Regions from separate parts of the Homo sapiens genome. Here region 1 is linked to region 2. A link is a contact called in ENCODE Hi-C or POLR2A ChIA-PET data. All regions are on one chromosome and are shown on one strand. Each heading gives the region's core, a stretch centred on a gene start or an enhancer-like site at or near the end of the contact. The rest is flanking DNA. Distances are from core to core; before and after follow the strand shown.

Region 1 (2,700 bases), core at 69-2,568, 2.2 Mb before region 2:
GGCCCAGAAGCCACACAGACTTCCCGTGCTCACATTTCATGCATCAGGCGGTTAGGGCGGGCGGCCACACTGAATGTCAAAGGCCGTGGGGAGGCAGGGCTCACAGTGGCTGAATGACAGGGTAGACAGTTGTGTGCGGTGGGAGGGACGGGAGCGGGAGACACTGGCCTTGGAGCCATGTTGGGGATCCGCTCATCGTCCGGGCGGGCAGCAGGAAATCCCATCTAGGATTTCACCGAGGAGGAAGAGACCCCGTCTTTGTGTCCTGGTTACAGGGCAGAACTTAAGGAGGTAAAGGCTTCCTAAAGTCAAACAGCCCGGTAGCAAAAACTGATTCTTCAGTGACAAGCGCCAGGGGCAGGCGGCGAGGCTCCATGCAGAGCCGCGCCTTCTCCAGGGCACTCCAAGGCGCCCAGCACTTTCCGCGCAAGGTCGCGCCTGGCCCTGCGCAGGGGCAGAGGTGCCCGGAGGTCAAGCCGCGCCCCAGGCCTCCGAAATACGCCGAGTGCCGAGGCCCCTGTCGCATCTGGACAAGGGGACCCTGGGCGACTCGGGCACGCGGTCTCAGGCCGGACGGGGGTCGCGAGGATGGCACGGGGGTGCCCGAGAGCGCGGGCGCACGTGCTCAGGGCTTAGCGCCCACCCCAGGCGCCCGCGTGTGCGCGCGCGCAGCCAGGCCCGCCCTGCCCCACCCCACCCTCTGGCGCAGCGCTTGGACTCAGCCTGCCGCCTCCTGACCGTGAGCCGGGCTCTGCCCGGCAGATTCCCGCCGCCCGCATCCCGGGCCTGCAGCCCGGCCTCACCCTGCGCAAAGCAGAAGGCTGGAGTTTAGGGCTCCCCGCACTGGGCGGCGGAAGCCCGCGCGCCGGCTGTTTTCACGAAGAAGGCAGGGGAGGGAGGCCCCCGGAGACCGCGAGAAGGTCCCGCCGCCGTGCCGGGCACAGCAGTCCCCGTGCCAGGGACGCCGACCTCCGGGGCCCCAGGATACCCGTGGGGACGCTCCCTGCCTCCCTCGCTCTCGTACCCGCCGTCTAGTCTGAGCCGTGGTCCCCGTGTCCCGGCGAACCACAGCCCCCATCCCTAGACTGGTGGCGGCCACCCACTCCCTAGCGACACTCCAGGCACTAGCCCCGCCCCTGCCCCGCCCCCGGCTCGGCCCCGCCCCTACCCTTCCCGAAGCTCCGCACCTGCCACGCCCCGGCGCTCAGCTCCGCCTCGACCCCTTCCAGGAGCTCCGCCCCGCCCCCGCCCCTTCCAGAAGCCCCGCCCCTGCCCCGCCCCCAGCGCTCGCAATCTACGGGGCGGGTTCCACCGCCCAGAAGAGCGCACGGCGGGCGCTGCCGGCCCCGAGCGCTCCCGCTACCACTGCCGCTCCCGGCCCTGCCGGCCGGCCATGCCCCGAGTTCCGGCTGCCGCGCGCACCCAGACCCGGCGATGAGGAGTGGCGCCGAGCGCAGGGGCAGCAGCGCCGCGGCGTCCCCGGGCTCGCCGCCCCCCGGCCGCGCGCGCCCCGCCGGCTCCGACGCGCCCTCGGCCCTGCCGCCGCCCGCTGCTGGCCAGCCCCGGGCCCGGGACTCGGGCGATGTCCGCTCGCAGCCGCGCCCCCTGTTTCAGTGGAGCAAGTGGAAGAAGAGGATGGGCTCGTCCATGTCGGCGGCCACCGCGCGGAGGCCGGTGTTTGACGACAAGGAGGACGGTGAGTGCGGGCACGGGGACGACGTGGGGGCCGCGCGCTATTGCAGGGGCGGGCGCGGCTGGGCGGCTTTTTCCCGCAGGGGTTCCCCCGGTGTCCGGGACGGCTTCCCGGGGCGCCCCGGCTTCCGGAGAAGCTCGCGCCGGGTGGCTGCGGCCCCACGCGAGTTCTGGGCGCCCGCCCGCGTCCTCCGTTTCTAGTGGCGGCGCCGCAGGAGGAGCAGGCTGGGCCCGGGCCCTCGGGGCGAGGGTCCCCCGCGGCTGTGGCGTCTCCGGGCTTGCGCGCGCCTCCGCCCACCGCCCGTGGCAGCCCTGCTTTCCGCTTTCCGTGATCCGCTCGGGCCCACGTGCGGGCTCGTTTGTACTTTGCAGTTAGAGAGGCGCTCACCTGTGCCGCCCGAGTGCGAGTGAGGCTCCTGCCCCACAGGTGGCGGGGCCCGGCCGCTCAGAGGCTCAGTCTCCTTGGTGACCGCGCGGTGTCCATCCTCTGCTCACCCATGTGCGCTGGAGGCAGGGCCAGGCCGTTGTGCAAAGACCTGCCCTGCCAGGAACGAGTGCGCTGCTGAGTCCTGTAGATAAAGCCGCCAACCCCGGGGACTGGTGTCTCCTGAGTGACCGTGCAGCCGTGGGCGCCATAGAAAGCAGAGAAGGCAGGTGAGGTGACATGGGACAGGCCTGCAGGGACACCTCCCGGGGTGCCAGGGGGCCCCGGGGACCCCCGAATTATCACCTGCAGGGAGATGTGGTGCCGCGTCTGCCTGTGGGCACTGTAATACAGTCACATGCAGACATACAGCTCTTTTCTACAGGTAACATGCAAATCATTTAAAATCGTACATTGATGACACATTTCATGTTTTTTGACATTTTCTTAAAATACTTGAAATGTGCATTTTTCATTTATAGATAGCGTGCAGAGGTATGATGGATCCTTCAAAATTTTAGAGCCCAGCGCTCAGGAGCCAGGCTATTTACTTGCGATAAATAATTTAAGCATTATGGGAAATT
Region 2 (2,700 bases), core at 119-2,618:
TGTCTCAAAAACAAAACAAAACAAAGCTTTTTGCCTGTGAATTCCATGAACCATTCTACTTCCTACTGAAATACTAAGTGCCAACATCTACTGAGTGCTTCCTGCATACTAGGCATTGTATTATTTGTATTTTACATACGTCATCTCATTTAACCCTCACAACAACCCTGAGGTACTAACAGGTGCTAATCTATGTCACCGTCGGGAAACTGAGGCTTGGGCATGAAACGTGCCCAGGGGTTACATGGCTACTGAGTGGCTGCGGTGGGACTGGATCCCAGGCAATCCGACATAAGAGTTCCCATAACAACCGCTAATAATACAACTAAGAGAACAACTCAGTCCTTGGAGTAGTCTACAATGTGAGGTGGTATTATCACGGAGAGTCCACGTGCAGACCTTTCCCTGCAGGCACGCACGCTAGTAAGCATTTACTCGTAAGCATGCTTGCAGTTCAGAGCTTCTAGTCCACCCAGAAAACGCTTTCTATGCATTCCTCTGGATCTCCTTTTGTAGTCTTCCCAGGGATTGAAGACCTGGACACCGGCGCCAAATCTGAACAGACTCTCACTACACCAGTTCATGGAACAGGAAATCTCTGTCTCCGGCAACAGGTTAAGTCTGAAGACTGAGGCTACCTGCTGTCCAACAAACTTTAAAGGCTGACTTCAAAAGGCAGCCAGGCCTAGCTAATGCAACGGGGCCTTCCCTCGCCGCTCTTCCTGCGACAGGGGCGTTCCTGAAGGGAGGCTGAAGAGCAATGGGCCGACGCCGAGCCTGCCGCTCCCTCCCGGCGGGCACAGGAAAGGTGGAGCCCGCAGCCGTGGGTCCCGCTCCGTGGCGCGGAGGGCCGGGGTCTCGGCGCCGCCCCGTCCCCCGCCCCGCCACTGCGGCACGGCTGAGTCACCACCGCCTCCGTCCCGCGGCGGGGCCGCCCAGGCCAGAGGCCGGGAAGGTCGCGTCCCCCGGGCTTGGACAGCCGTCGGGGTCGGAGCCAGGGCTGGGGCCGGGGCTTCCAGGCGAGCCTCGCGCCCTGCTCGCTGTTCCGGGGCGGGGAACCTGCGGCTCGGGCCACTCACGCGGAGGCTCGGGGGAGTCTACGGGTGGCGCCGGGCCCGGTCCCCCGAGGCCGAAGGGAGCCGGGCACCAAGAAGCCAGGCTGGGCCACCCGCCGCCCCACACCGGCCCGGTCTCGCGGCCGCTCCCGCTCCGGCTCCTCACTCCTACCGCTCGCCGCCCCGCTTACTTGGCTTTGAGGCGCAGCAGCTCCTCAAACTGCCCGGCTGAGCCGACCTCCTCCACGGCCGCTACAGCTGCCTCAGCCGCCCCCGCCGCCATGCTGCCGCCGCCAGACAGAAGCAATCCAGTGCCGGCGGCCGGATGTGGGCGGGGCCACGGGGAGCTGAGCGGCTGCGCGAGGGAAAGCCCCGCCCCTGCCTGCGCTGAGGCTGCCGAGCCTGAGAAATCCCAAAAGGGGCCTCGGCGGCGGGCTCTGGATCCCGCTGGGGGGCTCTGACCCTGCCAAGTCTGGGCACTCCGCTGCGGGCCTCCTGGCTCCCGGGGTTCATGGCTGTTATGGTTCCTGGCTGTCGGGGCTCCTGGCTTTCGGGGCTCCCTGGCTGAAGGGGCTCCTGGCTGTAGGGGCTCCTGGCTATGGAGGTTCCCGGTTATAAGGGCTTCTGGATGTAGTGGATTCTGGCCGTCGAGGTCCCTGGCTGTCGGGGCTCCTGGCCGTAATGGCCCCTGGCTGTCGGGACCCCTGGGTGTCGGGGTTCCTGGCTGTCGGGACCCCTGGGTGTCGGGGTTCCTGACTGTAGGGGCTCCTGGGTGTTAGGGTTCCTGGCTATAGCAGGGGCTCCTGGGTGTCGGGGTTCCTTGCTGTCAGGGCTCCTGGTGGTAGAGGCTTCTTGCTGTTGGCTTCCTGGCTGTCGGGGTGACTGGGTGTCAGGGCTCCTGGTGTTAGGGTTCCTGGCTTCCTGGCTGTAGTAGGGGCTCCTGGGTGTCGGGGTTCCTTGCTGTCAGGGCTCCTGGTGGTAGAGGCTTCTGGCTGTTGGGGTTCCTGGGTGCCAGGGCTCCTGGGTGTCAGGGTTCCTGGCTGTCAGGACACCTGACTCCTGAGGCTCCTGGCTTTTGGGGCTCCAGACCTTCCTTGCACTTCCTGTGTCTCCTGGGTCTGTAATAGAAGGGGCCGGTGGAGGGGTGGGGGTGAGACATGTGAGTGAAAGTGAAGTCAGATGTGTACATTTAGGAAGCTGAAATTATCAAAAATGAAATTGCATAAAGGTGAGGAAGAACTGGGAGGTCTGGGAACAGAAGTGGTAGATCTTGAACTTCAACACAGACAGGGTGCTTCCAATTCAGTCCTGGGACCTGAACCCGGAGCCCACAGCATGTCCCTCCTCCCCTGGCCCTCCGCGCGTGCCGCCACTCATTGCAGCCCCACAGAGCCATCACCCATTGTAACCTCAGAACAGAAGGGGCTGGGTGGGTCCACAGATCCCTGCACTCCTCCCGTCTTGCCTCCTTGGATGATCCCTGGCTTGTCTTTCTCCCTTGGGAATCCCCCTGATGTTGGCTCTCCATGTGGTGTACTCTGTACCCCACACCCCATGCTTCCCACACACCTTCTGGCCTGAGTAATCTCCATGCCCCCAGTGACATCAACCTCCAGGGAAACCTCAATAGCAAGCCCAGAACCCT

What was found. Hi-C counts contacts between places; a loop is a spot of excess contacts on that map. ChIA-PET counts read pairs that join two places held with the same protein, here RNA polymerase II (POLR2A). Pooled maps may share reads with other maps.
Region 1: a loop to region 2 is called in a pooled map, with 7 times the contacts of the local background. The contact joins the promoter of STK32C here to the promoter of GLRX3 in region 2. A Hi-C loop is called at or near these places in 2 of 50 pooled maps. POLR2A ChIA-PET finds 5 or more read pairs at or near these places in 2 of 52 experiments (T-cell and activated T-cell).

Annotation. Positions count from the first base shown.
Region 1 is chr10:132,306,568-132,309,267 of GRCh38, reverse strand. It overlaps STK32C (serine/threonine kinase 32C), which reads left to right and starts at 1,318. Exons shown (of 12, transcript NM_173575.4): 1 at 1,318-1,696. The coding sequence starts at 1,435. RefSeq lists enhancers at 1-47, 48-592 and a silencer at 845-1,494.
Region 2 is chr10:130,135,059-130,137,758 of GRCh38, reverse strand. GLRX3 (glutaredoxin 3) reads right to left here and starts at 1,368. Exons shown (of 11, transcript NM_006541.5): 1 at 1,247-1,368. The coding sequence starts at 1,338. LOC105378561 (a long non-coding RNA gene) reads left to right here and starts at 1,388. Exons shown (of 6, transcript XR_001747659.2): 1 at 1,388-2,700. RefSeq lists enhancers at 1-258, 537-586 and a silencer at 787-1,386.